2 separate regions of the Mus musculus genome follow, and region 1 is linked to region 2. Evidence: chromatin loops called from intact Hi-C (ENCODE). Cell type or tissue: left cerebral cortex. All regions are shown on one strand. Links, peaks and the distances in the headings refer to the core of each region. The heading gives the core; the rest is flanking DNA. Region 1 has its middle 6.8 kb from the start of Steap3. Region 2 has its middle 61 kb from the start of Steap3.

Evidence for each region. Peaks named below come from ENCODE experiments on the same cell type or tissue, not always from the same donor. Only the 100,000 strongest peaks of a DNase experiment are listed, where the experiment ranks them.
Region 1: it touches region 2 in a loop (2.2-fold over the local background); 1 of 42 quality-filtered maps calls a loop at or near these places.

Annotation. Positions count from the first base shown.
Region 1 is chr1:120,260,758-120,270,512 of GRCm38, forward strand. It overlaps a transcript of Steap3 not described here. Among named protein-coding and RNA genes, the nearest start is that of Steap3, 6.8 kb to the left of the region's middle. In left cerebral cortex, for the core only: no CTCF peak of the experiment used is centred there; a DNase peak (open chromatin) is centred at 4,603; H3K4me3 peaks cover 1,208 bases; H3K27ac peaks cover 273 bases.
Region 2 is chr1:120,192,640-120,202,394 of GRCm38, forward strand. No RefSeq gene overlaps it. Among named protein-coding and RNA genes, the nearest start is that of Steap3, 61 kb to the right of the region's middle. In left cerebral cortex, for the core only: a CTCF peak has its summit at 4,715 (motif pointing right); a DNase peak (open chromatin) is centred at 4,742.

The sequences.
Region 1 (9,755 bases), core at 572-8,571, 68 kb after region 2:
CAGAGCCTGGATCTCTAGGAGTAAGGCTTTCCAGAATACCACCCCCAGCCCAATCAAAACTCTTGATGTCTGGGCTCCAGTTGCTTCCTCCCCTTCTAGCTCTGACCAGTCAGGAGCCATCCCTCTAAGGACCATCCGAGGGACTCATGTCATCTTTTACATTGGCTCAGTCTTCGTGGGGGCACTGGTTTGCTGGACACAACCACTGCTTCCAGTTTGCTTCTGACCCTTGCACAGGCAAGGCTGGTCACCCAGACAACCGAGCACTGGCTCCTTGTCATATCCCACACTGTTCAGGTCAACTCCACCAGGAGGGTCTGGGTCACAGCCACCTAGAACAAGTTTGCCCTCAGAGACATCCAACCTCACTGTTGGGGTTCTGCCTCCTCCATAAGCCTGCCGGGAAGAATGACAAACCTCCACCCCACAGGTAACAGGCGTCTATAGTATGGGGAGGTGGTCACTGTGGAAGGCCTGCTCACCAGCCTCAAGAAGGCTTTGCTCTCTTCACAAGTGCTGGGATAACCCACTCCACCCTTCACTGATCTCATACTCCTCCACATCCATGCCATTGGCTAGTGTGATGCTCTTGGGACTGTCTCCTTGTTTGGACAAGCTTAATCTCCTAAACTGAGAACTAAAGAGGTACAAAACAAGCAATCAGAGCTGGAGAGCAGTTCAGTGTAAGAGCGCTTGCCCAGAATGCTCTAACCCTGTGTTTAGTTCCCAGCATGGAAATTAATGTATAAGCACCAGGCTGCTGGCATGAAGCGGAAGACAGACCTGACTACGGAACGGTGATATCCATAGTTGCTCCTGTGGGTGACCAAGGTGACAGGTAAAGATGTGTTGTTTGGGAGGGCTAACTCTTCTGGTGGAGGGCTTTTACACTGTAGGGGCAACTGGGCAGAGGTCTACTCAAAACATTGCTCTGGGGGGCCAGGCACATGGAAGAGAGGCCTTTCTTTACTTGTACTTGGTAATACAGAGGTTTCAGATGAGTTTGGAAGTGGAACAGCTGGGTAGTACTGCCAACTGTGCTGGTCTGAGTGCCTGGCACCTAGTGAGCGCTCTGCAACTGTTACTTGGACGAGGAAGCACGATTTGGACAGACCTAGAGTGAGTGGCAAGGAGTCTCTGGTTTGGGATTGAAAGAAGAGACTGAAGGCTAGTCGGCCCTTGGAAAAGTCATGTGGTTGGGAGGATCACACCATTGCTTGGGCCAGGCTCGGGTGTGTGGGGAAGCTAACCGCTCAGGAATGAGGACTGTCATTTCAGGTGGGATGGCATCAGTGCACAGCAGGCCAAGGACAGGAAGGGGGTGAGCTGAAGCTCTCTGTCAGAGGCTGGGTGGGACAGATTATAGGCCCAGTTTGGGGGTCAACTAGAAGATATGATTTCCTGACTTTATACTTGCATATCATGTGAGAAGCCCCCCTCATAACCTTAACAACCTCACAGATTAAAATGGGGTTTCATGGGTGGGGCAAGAGAAGGAAACAAACACTGCTAAGATGGGTCAATGGTTAAAGCACAAGCCCTGGTGACCTGCTGACCTGGTGACCTGTAAAGACACAAGAGGACCACAAAGTCTCCCGAGTTGTCCTCTGACCTCTACCCAAGAACCATGGCATGTACATGTCTTCACACACTACAAAACAGAGGCACACACTCATCCCTTCACAGACGAAAGGAGCCAACACAGGTTCTAAATTGGCAAACTCCTTCCTTTTAAATCCAGAGGCCCATTCCTGGTCCAGACACTAGAGGGAAATTTCATAGAGTACTTAAAGTACCCACCTCCTGCCTGCCCAACCCAGCAAGTCCTAACCACTCTGCAGGGTAGGGAAGGCAGCAAGAGGCAGATCCAGTTTCAGTTGGAAGGCAGAGAACCCAAGTCCCAGAAGACCTTCCACCCTTGCCTCAGCCTATTAAGGTTTCAGTTTGCAGACAGCAGAAAGCAGAGAAAGACTCTTTCCTGTCCTGGAGGTAGGTGCCCAGACTCTCAACAAGGGTTGCTGGGGCCTGGAGCTGTGGCCAGCCCTGTCACAGAGAAGGGGATGTCAGACTCCACTCTGGGCTTTGATGGTCTTCTCTCCATGAGCCTGGAAGGTCCAATCAGATTCATACTCAAATCTGACATAGGGAAATAACTCAGTTGATAAAACTACTTGCCTTGCAAGCTTGAGGACCTGAGTCCAATCCCCAGAACCCATATGAAAAAGCTGAGGATGGCGGTGCACACTTGTAATCACAAACCCGGGGAAGCAGGCAATCCCTGGGGCTCACAGGCCAGCCAGCCAAGCTGAACTGGCAAGACCCAGAGCAGTGAGAGAGCAAGGAGCAAGAAGAATGACAGCTGAGGTTGATGTCTGGTCTTCCCGCTCATGTGAAAACACACTTGCACACCTGCACACACCCTGACATAGACATAAACTCAAACACATGGCATTAATACTCAAACCCTTGGGAGCAGAGTGAGGAACCTGATACTTAACAAACTCTGACAACTTGGAGCTCTGTATAATGAATGCCCGTGGGTAGCACTCTCTCTGTTTTATGAGGATACAGTGCCTAAGGGCCCAGGAAAGGCTTACCAATTGCAGAGCCAAGTCCAGAGATCCAGAAGTGTTGGCTGAGATTCAGACTCGCTGCTTGCTGGCTACAAAGCCAGACTCTCCTACCTGTCTCATCCCACCCACTGCGAAGGTGTGTGGCTTTGGACTTCGATCAAGAACTTTCACTTTTTAACACCTTGAAACCCTGCCCAATACTCTGTCTCTGAAGAGGCTAAGGAAGGAAGAATCCTGAAACAAGGACAGAAGACAGGCTGGGCCAGGAATCCATCTATCTGGTGTCTTCAGACTGGAGAGATCCAAGCTTAACCAGATCAGGCCTGGAAGACCTCAGGAGGCTTCAGGTAATCTGATCCAACTCTAGATGATCAGGTGGGCCATCCTGAGCTCCCAGCTGACTCCGAGGCCACTAGCCTCCCATGTTTCCCATCCCCACCCTTTCCCTCATGACATTGCTTGCCCCTTTCCGTCTCTTCATCCGTGGAACACTGGGTTAAGCATTTGTTTCCTGTCAACCCCTTTGCAGACCACTGGTGACAGAGATGAGCAAGGCAGACAGACACACTGCCGGGCCCTCCACGTGCTCCTGGCCGACTCAGTTGGTTGCCCAGGAGGACTGGACATCTGTGTTTCTAACAGCCCTTGCAGGGCTGGGGAGAGAGTTGAGTCAGTGAAGTGCTTTCTGGGCCAGCCCAAGGAGCTACGATTGGGTGTCTAGAACTCAGGTCAAAAGCTAGTGCACTCATGCACAGTTGTAATGGCAGAGTTGGGGAGGCGGAGACCGGAGGATTCCCAGGGCTTGCTGGCCAGACAGATTAGCCAACTGGTGAGCTCCAGGTTCAGGGAGTGAGCCCATCTCTCAAAATGTACAAAGCAATAAAGGAAGACACCCAACATCCACCTCTGGCCTCCACATGGACAGACAGACTACACACACCAGCCCTTGGGGTGACTTAAGAGGGCATGCTCTTTCCTCTTGTGGGCATTGTTCTCGCCCAGCACTGCGTTCATGGTGCTGTCCAGACAGCCTGAGGATCTGACCTCCTTTACCTGATAGAAGCCCTCTTTGTTGGGAAAGTTTAACAACTTCTATAATTTGCTACCTGTGTCCTTGCAAAACACCGGGGATTTGGAAGGCTCAGAATTCCCCTGAATAACAGAACAGACTCTCCTGGCTGCCAGGATTAGTTGGACTAATGTGCACAGAGCCCCTACTTGCACCCAGGCACATATAAGTGTCGGAGAAATGTTAGCTGCTAATTATATCATAGCAGCACTCTGCCGGACAGACATGCCTCCCTAGGGCATTTCACAAACCCCCACTTCTGGAGCCTGTTTTGGAAGTGGCTCTGAACACTTGTTTGGCTTCTTGGTCCCCCCCACCGCCCCTCATCCCCGACCTCCACCAGCGCAAACTGCCTCTTGACCCAAACAGCCTAAGCCACAACCTCCACTGTATCTATCTAGAGTGACCAAAGTTACCACTACACTCCTGCCGGTAACCTACTCCCAGATTTCAGTGGACAGGAAGAACTTTCCAGGCTAAGGTTCCGCGGACAGAGGCGGGCACTAGGCAGATCTGCCTATTGGGTACTAGGCACTCTCTCCCCCGAAACCCGCTGAGCAAAAAACGAAGAGCACGTGGGACCCTGGTAGTTCAGGACTGCCCCGGAGGGTGGCTCACAAGTGAAACCCGGGCTCCAGACGCCCGCTTTCCCTGGTCTGTGGGCACCCCGCTGAGATCTTCTATCTCCAGCCTCACGTGGCTTGGTTCTAGGAGACAAGGTTTCCCGACCTGTAGTGACTGCTCAGGGTGCGTCACAGCAGGCATGCTACAAGGGTCCTAGGGACCATGCACAGCCTAAAGCACGCGAGCGTGCCGGGGCAGGGTCACTCACCTCGGCAGCCGGCCGCTTGGAGGAGCCTTGGCAGCTGCAGGTCGCGGGAGGAGGCGGTGGCTCGGCCTCAGGCTCCTCCTCTCCTTGAGTCCCGCCCGCCCGTGGGGCCGGACCTGGCGGGGTAGTGGCTGCCCGCCAGCTTGTAGCCGTTTATCCAGCAGTGCCACCCCTTCTAGTCTCAATCGCTGTCTCCGCCCTGCACTACAAGTGGAGGAAGCCACCAGCCACCAACCCTCCACCAGCCGTTCCCCTAGGGAGTCTCAGAGCCTGTCTTGTCACTTCCTGATCTGCCCACAGTCAGCAGAACCCACCACCATGGACGAGGAGGAACAGGGAGCGGGAAGACGGGGTGACCTCTGCGTGCCTCCCCCTTTCTAAGAACTCTTAAAATCCAAGGGCAGTTTTTGATCAAGGTCAAAGTGGTCATTTAGGCAGCAGGCTAGGGCTGCACAGGTGGGTGACAAGCGGGTGTGAGTTTAGCAAACCCCTCCTGTCTCCAACAAGGGTGCACAGGTTTGTAACCAGACCGGGGTGACTGTAGCTGGATCACATCTGTCTCCTCAGAAATGATTTTTGACCTGCTCTCAGAAGTCTTCAGGTTTCAATGCCCCGTTGGTTTTGTGGTGGTCCATCCTGGCTCTCTGGGAACTACTGGCTAAGCTAGAACCCCTACACACACCTCTGAGTTCTAAGATACCACCCTGTCCTGATAAAGGTATCCCCTGCCCTGGGACACTGCCCACTGCTATTCCCTGCCCCAGTTCGCCCTGCTTTGTCGCACAGCAACCCACTAGGGCACAGCATAATGATGTCACTTCAGACTTACGTTATGGCCTTTCCTACCTGATACCGATGGCCCTAGGGGCATTAGCTTCATGCTCAGTTTATGGGAAATGGGAGTGTGGTTTTCCTGACTCACAGGAATGAGACTTTCTAGACTTCCTAGAGCAGAAGTCCATTAACTCCTACTAAGGAGCTTTGACTTTTACAGTGCGTTCAGGAGGGTGAGGAACCTATGAAGGTGTTTATATATGTGCACGCATGTGTTGGGGGATGGGAGCATGCACACATGAGCATGTATGCATGAGGGCCACAGATCAATGTTAGGTCTTCTCTTCACTTGGATCTCCACTTTATTTTTTATTTTCCCTAGCAGAACCTGGAGCTCACTGGTTCGGCTAGGCTAGGCTTGCTGGTGAGCCCTGGGTAGTCCTGTCTCCTTTGCCCAGTGCTGGGATCACAGTCATGGAGTGCTGCCTTTTTTACATGGGTGTGGGTGACCGGAACTTAGATCCTCCAGCTTGCTTGGCAATGCTTTGCCAACTGAGCATCTCCTGGGCTCCTTGTTTTGTTTTGTTTTGGAAACAGCGCCTCCCTAAGAGGCCCAGACTGGCCTTGAACTTTTAGCAGTTAAGGGCCACAGCGCCTGCCCTGCAGGGATTGCAGGTGTGAAGCTTCAAGGCTCAGCTGGAAGTTACATTGAGGAATTCTAAGAATCTTGTTTTCTGGGAAGCCTCGGGGTATCTGGAAACAAGATTTTGAGAGGCCAGAAGTAAGAAGGCTGGGCCTCAGGGATGGCCCTAAAGTATCCAGGAAGAACCAGCAAGATGGCTCAAGGAGTAAAGGCAGTTGCCAACAAGCCTGAGTTCAGCCCCCAACCCCCAGGACCATAAAGTGAAAAGTTGTCCTCTGACCTCCATATGTGTACTGTTCAAGCTTGTGCACACACACAATAAATGATTTTTTTTTCTTAAAGGTACAGTGGGTTGAAGAAGCAGAGTTCTGTGCTCTTTGAGGAATGAAATGCTGCTCTTAAGGGTTTCCCTGCTCTCCCAGTAACCCAGAGCTCCCACAAGCATCCTGAACTTCCTCTCGGCTAGGGGCTTCCTCCACCAGCTCTCTATTTTGTCTGCTTCAGTGCCTAGATCCTTTCTAGCCTCCTTCAAGGGGCCCACTGTCCAAACATGTACCAGCAAACACATTTCTGAGTTCCTGTGGTCATTCTTAAAGGTACTCTATCCATTTTAGCTATAATGCCCCAAGGTGCTACACAGGGTAGGTTTCAGGGCAGGCAAAATTCGAGGGATGGCCCCTGTCTTGAGCAGACAAGAACCAGAGTCTAGAACAGTATGTTTGCTCAGCATGCTGCCTACACACAGTGCTTGGCCTTGAAAAACTGTCTGGGGAAGTGAGGAGAAGGCTCAGCCAGTAAAGTACTTACTTGTCTTACAACCATGAGGACCTGGGTTTGGTCCATAAAAAAGCCAGGCATGATGGCACAAGCTTGGAATCCCAGTAGTAGGAAGGCAGATGGGCAAATCACTGACCAACCTACTTGGTGAGTTCTAGGCCAGTGAGAGACCTTGCCTCAAGAAGGAAGGTAGATGGTACCTTGTGGAACTGCACTGAAGGCCTGACCTCTACATATACATGCACACATTTATCTACACACACACACACACACACACACACACACACACACACACACACGTGCATGAACACATACACAAAGCTTCTGTCAGTGAGGGGTTCTGGCTACTCTGCTCTCCTGTGTACCCAGCTGCACTGGAATGTGGCAGATACAGCAGAGGCCACACATACAGTATCTGTACATTCAGTTGCCAAGCAGTCTATTTCCAGAGACCTTGAGGTAGCTCTTTTACGTAAAGATAAGGCTAGCGCTTTGGCTAAGAGGACAAGAGCATCCAGGAAGAAAACTCAGATTCATCTTCTACTTGGCCCAGCAAGGAATGGGACATTGTTTGCTTTTCTATCTTGGATTGATCCCCCACTTATAGATGAGGACAGAACACATCTGTCTCTGTGTACAAAATAAATGTTCTACTTGCCTATTAAAACTAGATGGCCACAGGAAGCCACCGTGTTTTCTGGCTGCCATGATCAAGAGCCCGGCCACTTGAATCTGGTCCTGTCTGGCTGAGGCCCGGGGAACATCCTATTGTCCAGCTGTGCCAACTAAGCCAGGCACCATGAGACTCCCCCAAGCTTTGGCAGTGTGGGGTGTGTGGGTGGGTGGGGGTTGTTCTCTTCTATATAGGAGATAAGCTGCACTTGGTGAGGGTGACCCAGAAAAGTGAGGAATCCTTTGCTATTAACATAACCCAGTGGGTAAAAGGCCATCTCAGATGTACCCAGAGAACCGAGACAGGCAGGTGAGGGGGCAGGAGGATAGCCCTTGAGGCTAGCTGGTCTTGGAATCAAAGGTATATCGTTCCTGTTGTGACCTAGTATGGTATATCACTCTGTATTGTAAGGTGTGGCTTATGAGACACTGGGAGCCACCTTGAGTATTTCCCAAATCCCCTGCACCTTGATTGCTGCCCCACTATAGAATAAGGTTACCTCTTTCTATTCCTCTACTGAAGTAGAACTTTTTTTTTTAATTGAAGTGAACTTTATTTTAGATAAAGTCTCATGTATCTCAAGCTGGCCTTGATACTCCACAGTGTCTGGTTTCAAACCCAAGGACTACATATTTTACATATCAAAGCAGACCTAGCCTCCAGTTTCTACCAGCATCCCTCAGTCCCTACATGGTATACCCTGCCCCCAACCCAGCATACCCTGCCCCAAACCCTGAACTTTCCAGTCCAGCGGCTGAACAGTCCTTTGCCCAGATGCTCTTCCCTATACAATCCAGACATCTTGGTCTCCCTTCACCTCTCTGTGCTCTCCCTTCCTCTCTATTTCCTTCCCCACTCCCCCACTTCCCCATCATGGCGACTCTCCTGGCCTCAATCCGTGGGGCCAATGAACTTGCCTGAAAACAGCTTCCCAAAAAACCTGCCTTTAATAAAATATAATCTGGCTTGAATCGGCTCATTTCACCTGTGGTGGAGAAATAACCTATCACCTGATACCAAAATTTTCATGTGCAATCAACAGTCCCTGCTTGTGGCTAAACTTGAAATGTGCTACACCCATATGGAGGCCAGGGAGATAGTTCAGCAGGTAAGCTGCCAAACTTGCTAACCTGAGTCAGCCCCAGAACCCATGATTCCTATAAATTGTACACACACAAACACACACACACACACACACACACACACACACACACACACGACTTAGTCTATTCCTGAATTTCTGAAAATATGGAGAAAAGACTTCAGCCTTCAGACACTCAATACCCGTCAAAGCTTCAGGGGAAATACTTAGAGCGTCCTCTTCTCTGAGAGCAGCTGCCATATAGCTGACCTTTCTTCCTTCTTTACCTGATGGCAAGGACGTGGGGCCATGCTCCTGACAATGCTATCCCTATTATATTATTAGCTCAGTTGGCAAGCTTTTCTCTGTGAGCCATGCCTTTGGGTCAGGCTCACTCTATCAGCAAACAATTTACTGGTGACCCCTTTCTCCTTTCCCGTAATCCAGAAAGAATGAGGTGGGCTGGGGAGAGAACTGGGTAAGAAAAGTTCTCGAGGTGCAAGCACGAAGATCAGAATTAGATTCCCCCAAAACTCTCCTCCTAGGCACACACACCCAAAACCAGATAGATGCAGGGCTATGCCCAGCTCCAGGGAGGCAGTAACCAATAATTTCTGGGACTGCTGACCAGCCAGCCTAGCTAATCCAGTGAACTCCAGGCCAAGTGAGAGCCTCTTAAAAAAAGTAAGGCAGAGGTTGACATTTCTTACACACACACACACACACACACACACGCACACACACCAGGCATCATGAATCTATACATGCACAAGAAGAGAGTGCACACTTGCTTGGAGGAAGCATACCTTCGTGGACTTCTGGGGTTTCTGAGAAAGGAACCCTAGCACCTGGAATCAGTCCATGCAGATGGAGTCTGGAATCAGGGCAGAGTTGCTTCCTGTGTCTTCTATGCCCTGCTTCCTCCCTGCCCCACAGACTCCAGCTCACCAGGTCTAGAGTCGGCCGCACTGCCTTTCTTCTCTGGTGACTTTCCACAGCCCTCTGAGGGGATGGTGGGGCAAGAGCCCTGCTGCCTGTGGGCCTCTGCAGCCATTTCTTCTGAAGCTGGGTGGCTGGAGCTCACTGCAACGATTGAGCAGTGGTAAACAGTGTAAGCCAAATTCCAGACAAGCAGGTCACAGCCCCGCCCTGGACCTGGTGGGATGGGGGTGGAGTGGGGTGCCGGTCGGTCATTGACCTCAGGTCATCCCCAAGCACACCGAGGTCAAAGGTGGACACAGAGCCTCTAGTGTGAAGGTTGGGATTCCCCCTGCCCAACCTCTCCTTCTCTACTTCCTGAGACTTGGCCTTGCAAAAGGAGGGGGAGAGAAGGGCA
Region 2 (9,755 bases), core at 746-8,745:
ACGTGGTAGAAGGAGAAAACCACTTCCTCCATGCTGTCCTGTGACTGCCATGTTCAGAGCATACACACATGTACACACATGCACATTGCTTCTGACTCCATACCTCACTTTCAGGGATGCTTTGAAAATAGCAGCATTGGGCACTCAGGGAACACAACTGGAATATTGTCCACCCTGCACCAGTGGGCAGCTTCCAACCATGCTCATCACAAGACTCAACACTCATCACTGCCGCCCTCAGTGGGAAGAACCTGCCGCCTCTTCCCGTGTCACAGGAACGCACAGACCCTGCACTACCCACGTGGGCTGTGCGAGCCTGGGGGATCTTTTCCCCATAGTAGACATGTCTACTTCAATGCTTTCCCAGATATATGCAATGGCAGTGATCCTGTCTGTATGTGACACCTGAGGATGTGGCCCAGCCTGGGGACTCTGAGGAGGACAGGAAGGGAGGGCAGGGCATGCCTTCTTCTGACAATACATTTGTCATTTGTGGCAGGCTCTGGGGTTGCTTTCTTAATAGGCAGAGCAGTCCAGACGCAGCTTTGAGCAACTGTGTGTGCACACCTGTGTGCATACATGATCCTGTTAGGGTGTGTGTGCATGCAGGGGTATGAATGCACACATGTGCATATGCATGTGGAGGCTGAGAACCACAAATAGGTTCCATCACTGGGCTGGAATTAGCCAATTGGGCTATGGCCATGGAGTCCTAGGGATCCACCTGTCTTCTCTTTCCTAGAAGTCTTTTCTAGAGATTCTGGGCTTTGAACTCAAGATACTTGTGCTTTTAAACAACATTGTATGTATGTATGTATGTATGTATGTATGTATGTAATGTACATGTGATGTGCATGTATATGTGAGCGATGTCAGTCCTCACCGTCCACTGTATTTTGACAGGGTCTCTGTTGCTTGCTGATTCTGATGCCTAAGCTAGCCGGCCAGCACGCTTCTAGGCAATTCTTTTGTCTTTGCATTCCATTTCACTGTATGACTGCCGAGATGTAGACAGGCTCTGCTGCCACCGACTTTTCATATGTGTGTCCTGGGGATTCGAACCTGAGTCCTCGTGCTTGTGCAGCAAGTGCTATACGGGGTGGACCATGTCGCTGACCCCGGGCAGCTGGACTTCTGTCATCCTTCTCTCACTGTGTGTACTTGTTCAGGGGATGGACTCAGTTCATGATGGCTGCCTCACCTCATGTTATTCTCAGAAAGTCTCGGTGAATCTGATTAAGGAAGTTAATTCAATAGGAAGATGTTCTCTTAGTTGATTCAACAGTGATTTGAACTCTGCCGTCAGGACAAGCAGCTAAGGGCTCTGCAGGCCTCAGCATCACTGCACCTCACATAGACCCCACAGTGACACCTGTGGCTTCCCTCTTCCCTTCCCCTTCACTCTGTGCTTCCGGCATCCTGGGAAGTGCAGGTATAGAGGAGAAGACGTGCCTGTCATATCTCTCCACTTGAAACATCCAATAAGTCAGACCTGAGATCAGCCTCCTGTTCCCAGATGTGCATTTTGGGTGAGAACATGAACATAAGAATTTAGGTAATGGCTTTTGGAGACTCATCTCTTTCTTGGAGAGATCATACAGTATATAATAGCCTGGATGAGGCATCCGGGATGCGTGTCACCCTGCTTACACAGTGTTTTATAGAGTGTAGCCTGCCCTGTTCTGTGCTGCTCTGAGTCAGTACTCAGACAATAACGACTTTTGTGGGCAGCCAGACTGAAGATGGAGAAAATCCACTTTGGGTCCAGATGATGCTATATGACTGACTGAAAATAAGCAAAGGCAGAGCGTGACTCAGTGGGTAATGTTCCTGTACCACGAGCCTGAGGACCCATCAGAGTGAAGATTCCCAGAACTCACTGAAGAAAACCAGATGATGAGCTGGAGACATGGCTCAGTGGTTACGAGCACTGGCTGCTCTTCCAGAGGACCTGGGCTCAGTTCTCAGCACCCACATGCTGGCTCACAGCTGTCTATAACTCTAGTTTCGGGTAATTCAACGCCCTCTGTGGGCTCCTGTATGCTGATACACATGCATACACTTAGGCATACACACATATACATAAAATAAAATATTTATTTTAGGAAAAACCCAGGTGGGCCAGTGAGATAGCTCAGTGGATAAAGACGTGTGTGACCAAGCCTGGTGACCTCAGTTTGGTCATCAGGACCTACATGCTAGAAAGAGAACTGGTTTCTTCAGATTGTCCTCTGACCTTCACATACATGCAGTGGTGTACACACACACACACACACACACACACACACACACACACACACACACCACCTTCCTTTCAGTCAAAGCTGAGGAGGCTTAGAGGTCCTAGGTGGCCAGCCCCTGCCACCTCTCTGCTATAAACTCTCTGACTTCAGCTCTTGGTGACATGAATGAGTGACTTGGAGACTGAGTTTGCATTTTAAAACAAAGTTTGGCAGGTTTCTGACACTCATTTTATAGCGAAATAATCCAGTGGGTCTGAATAAAAGGAATATATCTATATAATCAGCTTCATAAACTTGAATAGACTGGGCTCTGGGAAAACATGCTGAGTGTTCCTGAATGCTTATGTATTTTAATAGGAGTTGAGAAAACATGATTAGGAGTTGCGTTGGAGGGGCTGGGGTGTGGCTGAGTTGGTGGGCTGCTTGCCGAATATGCACAAAGCCAGGGGTAGAATCCCCAGCACCATGTAAACTGGGCGTGGTGGTGCTGTCTACAATCCCAGCACGTGGGAGGTGGAGGCAGGAGGACCAGAAGGTCAGAGTCACCCTTTATATAACAAGGTCAGCCTGGGCTTCATGAGACCTTGTCTACAAAAGAGAGAGACAGAGGGATACAGATTATGTCAGTCTCCCTCTGGTAGGGGCTGTATCTGCATCTCCAGGTTTCAGATGTATTCTCTGCCTAGAAGTTCTCTGTATGCCCAGAGGCAGTTCTGTGTCTTGTGAGGATTTTTTTTTTTTTTTTTTGCCAGCCAGAAAACAAAACATTATTCTAATTTTTCCACCATTAGAAAGGGGAATGTCCTAGACTATCATCTGTCTCCTCTTGAACAGTCCCTGGAAAGCGGGGCAGAGAGCTCAATAGTGGCTTTTAGGACTGTCCACACGATCGTGCAGTCTCCCTCACTCGACTTCAAGCAAAGTTGCTTGCTTAGAAGTGACCTAGAAGTGAACTTGTGGTGACATTAAAAATCATTCAGATTACAAAAGGCAAATGGTGCCCTCCTGCATGGGCTGCGTTATTTGTCTTGCTGTGTTTGCTTTAGGCAAGCGTGAGGAGAAGGAAGGAGCATTTGCTGTGCAGTCAGGCAGCAGCAGCCCGAAGAGCCAGCACCCACCACCACTAACCGAGAGGTCTGACCTTGGTGGGGCAGAAGCCTCAGTCTTCTACTCCATTCAAGCAGGATGTCTGCGCTGACCTCAGATTGCCTCTGGGCTCAGGGGAAACGACCGAGCCAAGTGTGCAGCACACATAATGTGATTCTGGCACATCCATGCTTCATTAACAACATTCATCTCACTGCACCCCAGTGTGCACACTGTTGCTGGGGAGATGGTGCATTTGGTAGGGGACTTGTCATGCAAGCATGAAAACCTGGGTTCTCAGCTGTAGCAGCCACATTAAAAAAAAAAAAGCTGAACATGGTGGTGTGTGTCTATAATCCCACACAAAGGTTCCTGCAGCTCACTGGCCAGCCAGTCTGGCCAAACCGGGGAACTCTGGGTTCAGTGAAAGAAAGACACTGTTTCAGAGCAAGATGGAAGGTCTGGAGAGACAGCTCTACAGTTAGGAGCAGGTACTGCTCTCCCAGAGGATGTGAGCCTGGTTTCCATCACCTGTGGTAGATGGCTCACAAGTGCCTGAAACTCTAGTTTCAAGGGACTTGGCACTCTCTTCTGGCCTCTAAGGGTACCTATGTCCCCATGCACATATCTAAACAATTACAAAAAGTAAGTCTTTCAAAAAGAAAGAAGATCAGGTAGAGAGTGATTGAGAAAGACACGTGATATTGACCTCTGTCCTCCCTACAAGAATGTGCACTCTCATGCACACATTCACACACATATGAACACTACACACACACACACACACACACACACACAATCTGTAGATGCTGAACACAATGTTATATTCCACACACGCAGGCACTCATGATGCTGGGACTTCCAGTGAGGTAGGCACCTCTATCACCCTGCTTGCCAGTGTCTGCCAGTCAAACTCAGCTCCGCAATGGCCCAGATGTTCTCAGAGCCCTGGAAGGACTCTGGTTTTCCAGGAATCCCTTGCCTTTCTGTCTCCTTTTCTGGACACATTATACCTGGATGCAGGTGATCCAGAGCACATAACCTGATATCTACCTTTTCTGACTGCTTTGTTTTCCACTTAGGAACAGTAGACTCCTTCAAACAGCAGAGCAATGGACACTTCCTCTGTTCTCTGGGCAAACCTTGCTTCAAGTTCAGCTATAGAACAAATGGTTACAGAGAGAGGCCAAATGTGGTTTCTGGGTAGAATAGTCTTGCAAGGTCAGCTTTTGCAGTTTGAATTTTCTAGATCCGCAGCTCAGGACCAGCTGTTGGCTGCCCCAATACGGATCAGTGGTATCCTCCAGTGATACCTTCCCGGACTTTTAGCTCACATTCCTTACAGAGGCCAGGCAGCAGTTGGTGCCTGTCTGCTCTATGTCAGCCACCAGGTGGCAGCAGAGTCTGCCAAGGACCGGAAGCTGTGGGCACAACCAGTGAGTCATCTATTCATCACCTAGAGTGGGTGGTTGGCCCACCGGAGGGTGGCTGGCCTTGGAGTTCTTTAGCTCAAAGTCAAATCCTTTAGCTTGTAACTGTAGTGGCCCTTGCCAGTGCTCAGAAGTGGTGGCAGGATGGCTAGTGTCTAACCTTTGATTTAATTTAAAAGTCAGGACCTGATTATTCTAAAGTCATAGCACAACTTCTATATTGTGTCTCTGTTATTGCTGGTATGTGTGTGTGTGTGTGTGTGTGTGTGTGTGCATTCATATGTGTTTGTGTGTGTGTGTATTCATATGTGTGTGTGTGCATATTTGTGTGCAAGTGTGTGCAGATGTGTGTGTGAGTCTGTGGAGGGGGTAGAAGTTGACATGAGGTACCTTTTGGGACAGTCTCTCTCTGAACCTGGTGTTCACTGATTGGCTAGACTCACTGACCAGGATGCTCTGTTATCTGCCGACCTCTACCCCATTCCTGTACTGGGGTTGCAGGTGTGCACCACTATACCTGACTTCACATAGGTGCTGGGATCCCACCTGACCCCTCATAGGAGTACAGCAAGCACTTGCCCACTGAGCCATCCTCTCCAGCCCCCATCTTGCTGACTTCTAGAGTGTGAAGGATGAGCTAACATTTTTTACAGAATGCCCTGATTATCTGCTGAGGATCATATTTCAAAACTGAAGGCTGAAGGGGTGAGCGAGTTCTCAAAGCTCCCCAGCCCGATGCCTCCTGGTATTCGCAGCTGTGCATGTCCATTGTTTGGGCCTGTGAGGTTCCAAAGTAAACCGCTTCCATATGCAATGGCAGGATAACCCCTGCCCAGCAGGGCATCTGGGAGCTGCCCTCTTGTACCCAGGTGTCAGAGCTTTGTAGGCACAGGGACACCTGTGGCACGAACATGAGAATTAGTCTGAAGAAGGGGACACCCCCTGTTTTCTTCCTGAAGGCTGAATGGTTTTAAATACTAAGGGGCCCTGCAGCTGACTCAGCAAACCCCGTGCTTGTCTTTCACTTACTTTAACAACTAAGAAACTCCACACTTAGGAGGTGTATTAGAACCAAGAACAAAAAAATGAATATATATTATTTAAAGGGATTCACCATATTGGTTTACATGACAGGCTGGACCATCTGGTAATGGCTGCCTACATTCTGGAGAAGCTAGGAAGCCAGCAGGTATTCACCCAGGAAGCTGCATGCCTCATCTGGAGCTGAGGGCATGGAGGGGCACAGGAGGGATGCTGGACTTCCATCCACAGTGGAAGGCTGAAGAAGCTGGGTTCTGATGTCAGTGTAGGGTGGAGTGGCAGCAGCAACAGCAACAGCAACAGCAGAGTAGATGCATTCACCAGCAAGAAGCAGAGGCAGAGGCAGGCAAGCGACACTGATTTTTCCTTGGACCTCTTATTTATTTATTTAATAATAGAATATTCTGTATTCTTTGACAATTTTATGCAAGTAAATAATGTATTTTGATTATCTGAACCCCAACTTCCCCCTTCTACTTCTCTTAGACACCCCAAAATGACTCTCTTTTTTATTTTCACTCTCTCCCCAGCTTATTTATTTATTTATTTATTTATTTATTTATTTATTTACTTACTTACTTACTTATTTACTTATGTACTTATTTATTTATTTACTGGTAACCCACTCTGCAATCAGTGGTGCCTGCTGGCATGCTGACTGGGCTTGTGCTGGCTACAGCTGTAGTGAGATCACTAGCACACTGAGTGTGTCATGTCCTGAAGACAGCATTTCTCGGCTCGGCTCTCCTCCTCCCCCTTCCTTCTTTCTGCCTCCCTTCGGAGATGTTTCCTGAGTCTTGAGCTTGTCGGCATAGGTGTCCTCTTTAGGGCTGAGCATTCAATAGTCTCTTGCTCTTGGTATTGGGACCAGTTCAGAGTCTCTGCACTAACAGCTGCCCACCGCAGGAGGAAACTTCTCTGGCCAAGGTTGAGAGCAGCACTAATCTACAGGCATAACCATAGGCATTAGAAGGCACTCTGACAACATGCTGTGGACCTCTTCATGTTTGGGCCATACATTGACAATGGCACCTGCCCTAAGGACAGGTCTTCTCTCTGCTCCTCAGTCTTGGCCTCGCAGATGACCCAGAGGTGCGTCTCCTAAGTGGTTCCAGCTCTCATTGGACTGTCGGTTAGGATTAACCATCATGAGTACCAACCAGAGTAAAAGCCAAGTGCCACGTCCTGTGTTCTCAGTCCATGTCGGGCTGATGACAGGGAGCAGAGGCGGAGATAAGAGTAGAGTCTGAGAGTAGAGCTCACGTCAGCCTGGTGACTCGCCCAGTGTGTTCAGTCCAAGTTCCATTATCACTCTGCAGATGTTTAATACGGTACCACAGCTGGAGAGGCGTCCAGATAAGAACAAATCTTATTAGAAGATGATGGGAAGTGGGCAGAGGGGATGGCTCAGCGGTGAGGAGTGCATTCTGCTCTTGCAGAGACCTGAGTTCAGTTCCTAGCACCCACCTATAGCAGCTCGCTACTACCTGTAACTCCAGCTTTAGGGGATCTGACCCCCCCCCTCTTTTCTGGCCTCTGTGAGCAGTACACTTCTCCATGGCTAAACACACAAACACACATATAAACCCAATTTAACTTTTTTTTTTAATGCAATGGGCTTTAAGCATAGAAATTGGTTATAGGAGCTGGAGCTATGGTTCAGGTTAGGGTGCTTGGGTAGCATTTTCTAGTTCCTGGATTCCAAGTAGAGGAACCTGAATTCAATACCCAGAACTCACTTTAAAATGTAAGGGTGCGAGGACCCCTGCAGCCCGAGCCCAGCAGCATCCGCAAGTAGGTGAGCTGCAGGCCAGTTAGAGACCCTGTCTCAAAGGACCTGGACGACATTCCTGAGGGGGAGCATCAGAGCTGGCCTCTGACTCCCACACACATGCATGCACATCTGTGTACATATAAACAAACATATACATACATTAAAAATCACACTATTGGGGCTGGAGAGATGGCTCAGCGGTTAAGAGCACTGACTGCTCTTCTGAAGATCCTGAGTTCAAATCCCAGCAACCACATGGTGGCTTACAACCACCCGCAATGAGATCTGATGCCCTCTTCTGAAGACAGCTATGGTGTACTTATATATGATAATAAATAAATCTTAAAAAAATCATACTATCATTTATATCCTTCAGATGTCAGAGGAGAAGGTTTACTGCTTTCCAGGAAGGCTTTTGAAAAAATGAAAAGGTTCCTTCATAATCCACAGGACCTAATGTCACTTCAAAATGTATGGAGGAGAGGGCCCGAGGGATGGCACAGTGGGTCAGACACTTGCCACCAAGCCCCGCAACCAGAGTGAATTGGCTCCCTGGGGCCCACATGATGGAAGGAGAGAGCTGATTTCTGCAAGCATGCGTGCACGTTCCCTTCCCTCTACCAGACAGGCAGACAGACACACAGACAGACAGACAGACAAGCGTAACCTTAAACATTAAGGTGAGGCCCTAGCCTCTGCTTTGCAGCTGCTTTCCTGCCGCAGACACTGACATGCACCCTCCTGGGACGCTGAGGGCAGACTTTCCCACCTTTAGCTCATACAGAAGGATATTGTGTTCAGGGATCAGCGGGCCCTCCTGCTTGCTGCTGCTCCCTTCCCTGCCTCCTGCCTGGGAGTCAGAGAGCTGGGCTGTCAGCCTTCCCACGTTCCCAGAAGATGTCAGAGCAGACCCCACTTCTGCCCTGTGGGCTCTCTCCTCTTTACAGACCCCCATGCTGTCTATTTCGGATGATGGTGCCCGAACTCTCCTTGGAGCCCTGCCATGCTGCTGCCCCTCTGTCTGTCTGTCTGTCCAAAGTGCTAATAAATCTAACAAATTCTTAGTTCCCAATAATCCATTTCAGTGTCCTCTTGAACCCTCTCTCCCAGCATCCAACACCTAACAGTGAGCAAGTACCCACGATACCACATGCTGAGGGCTGAAGGGTGCTGAGTCTGGTCCTGGCCTGATGCTCAGTGACTTGCTGTAGACCTTCCACAAGCAACAGAAGCCAAATGTCACAATTTTGATTTGCCCAGCCACGAGGGTCAGTGCTTACTGTGCCAGACCTTGGTGAAGCACTTGCAAGTACAGCTGTCCACTGTAACCTAGGAAGACGCATCCAGGACCTGTGGCTGCCACATCCCAGGATGCTGTAGTGCCCTCTACAAATGGAAACAGAGTTGCCTTTGATTTACGTACGTCCTCATGAATATATTTTAATGTTTGTGTACATGTAAGTGTGTGTGCAAACGTGTGTATGTGTGTGTTCATGTGTTTGCAGGTGCATATGTGTGTATGGGTACATGTGTGTGTAGAGACCAGAAGACAACTCTGCTCTCATTCCTCAGATGACCAAATAGGCTAGTCTACTGGTTAGCAAGCCACAGGGATCTACATATTTCCACCTCTCCAGAGATAATGATTACAGTGGAATGCTGCTATATCTTGCTTAAAATGAAAACAAAAAACGAACAAAACAAAACAAAAATCCAAAACAAATATGGCTTCTGATCCACTCAGGTGGATGCCCGTGCTTATTTGTAAGCACTTTTCTGATGGATCTCCAGCTTGGAAAGGGATCTTTTCAATATCTGACTGTGGCTCCCAATGGGACCCCATTTCCTTCTGATGAAGTACACTCTATGGTAAGGGAGAAGGGACCACGTAGCCCCTAGTTCCATCTCCCACCTCTCTCTCACTATGTGCTTTGCCCCACCGTGTGTAGCACATCCCTCCACGCCCTCCACTGCTTTCCGTGGACGCTCCAGGTCTCTGCACTGCTCAGAACCCACTCTGCTCTCTCAGAATGCTCTGCTCACCGCAGCCCTGCTCCAGACTCTTTCCCACCCTGTGAGCTGTTGTCCAGACCACATCCCTAAGACCTCTCCAGTCCACTGCCTATCCCTAACTCTCCATCCCTCACTGCACACACACTACCACCTCCAATCAGCAGACTC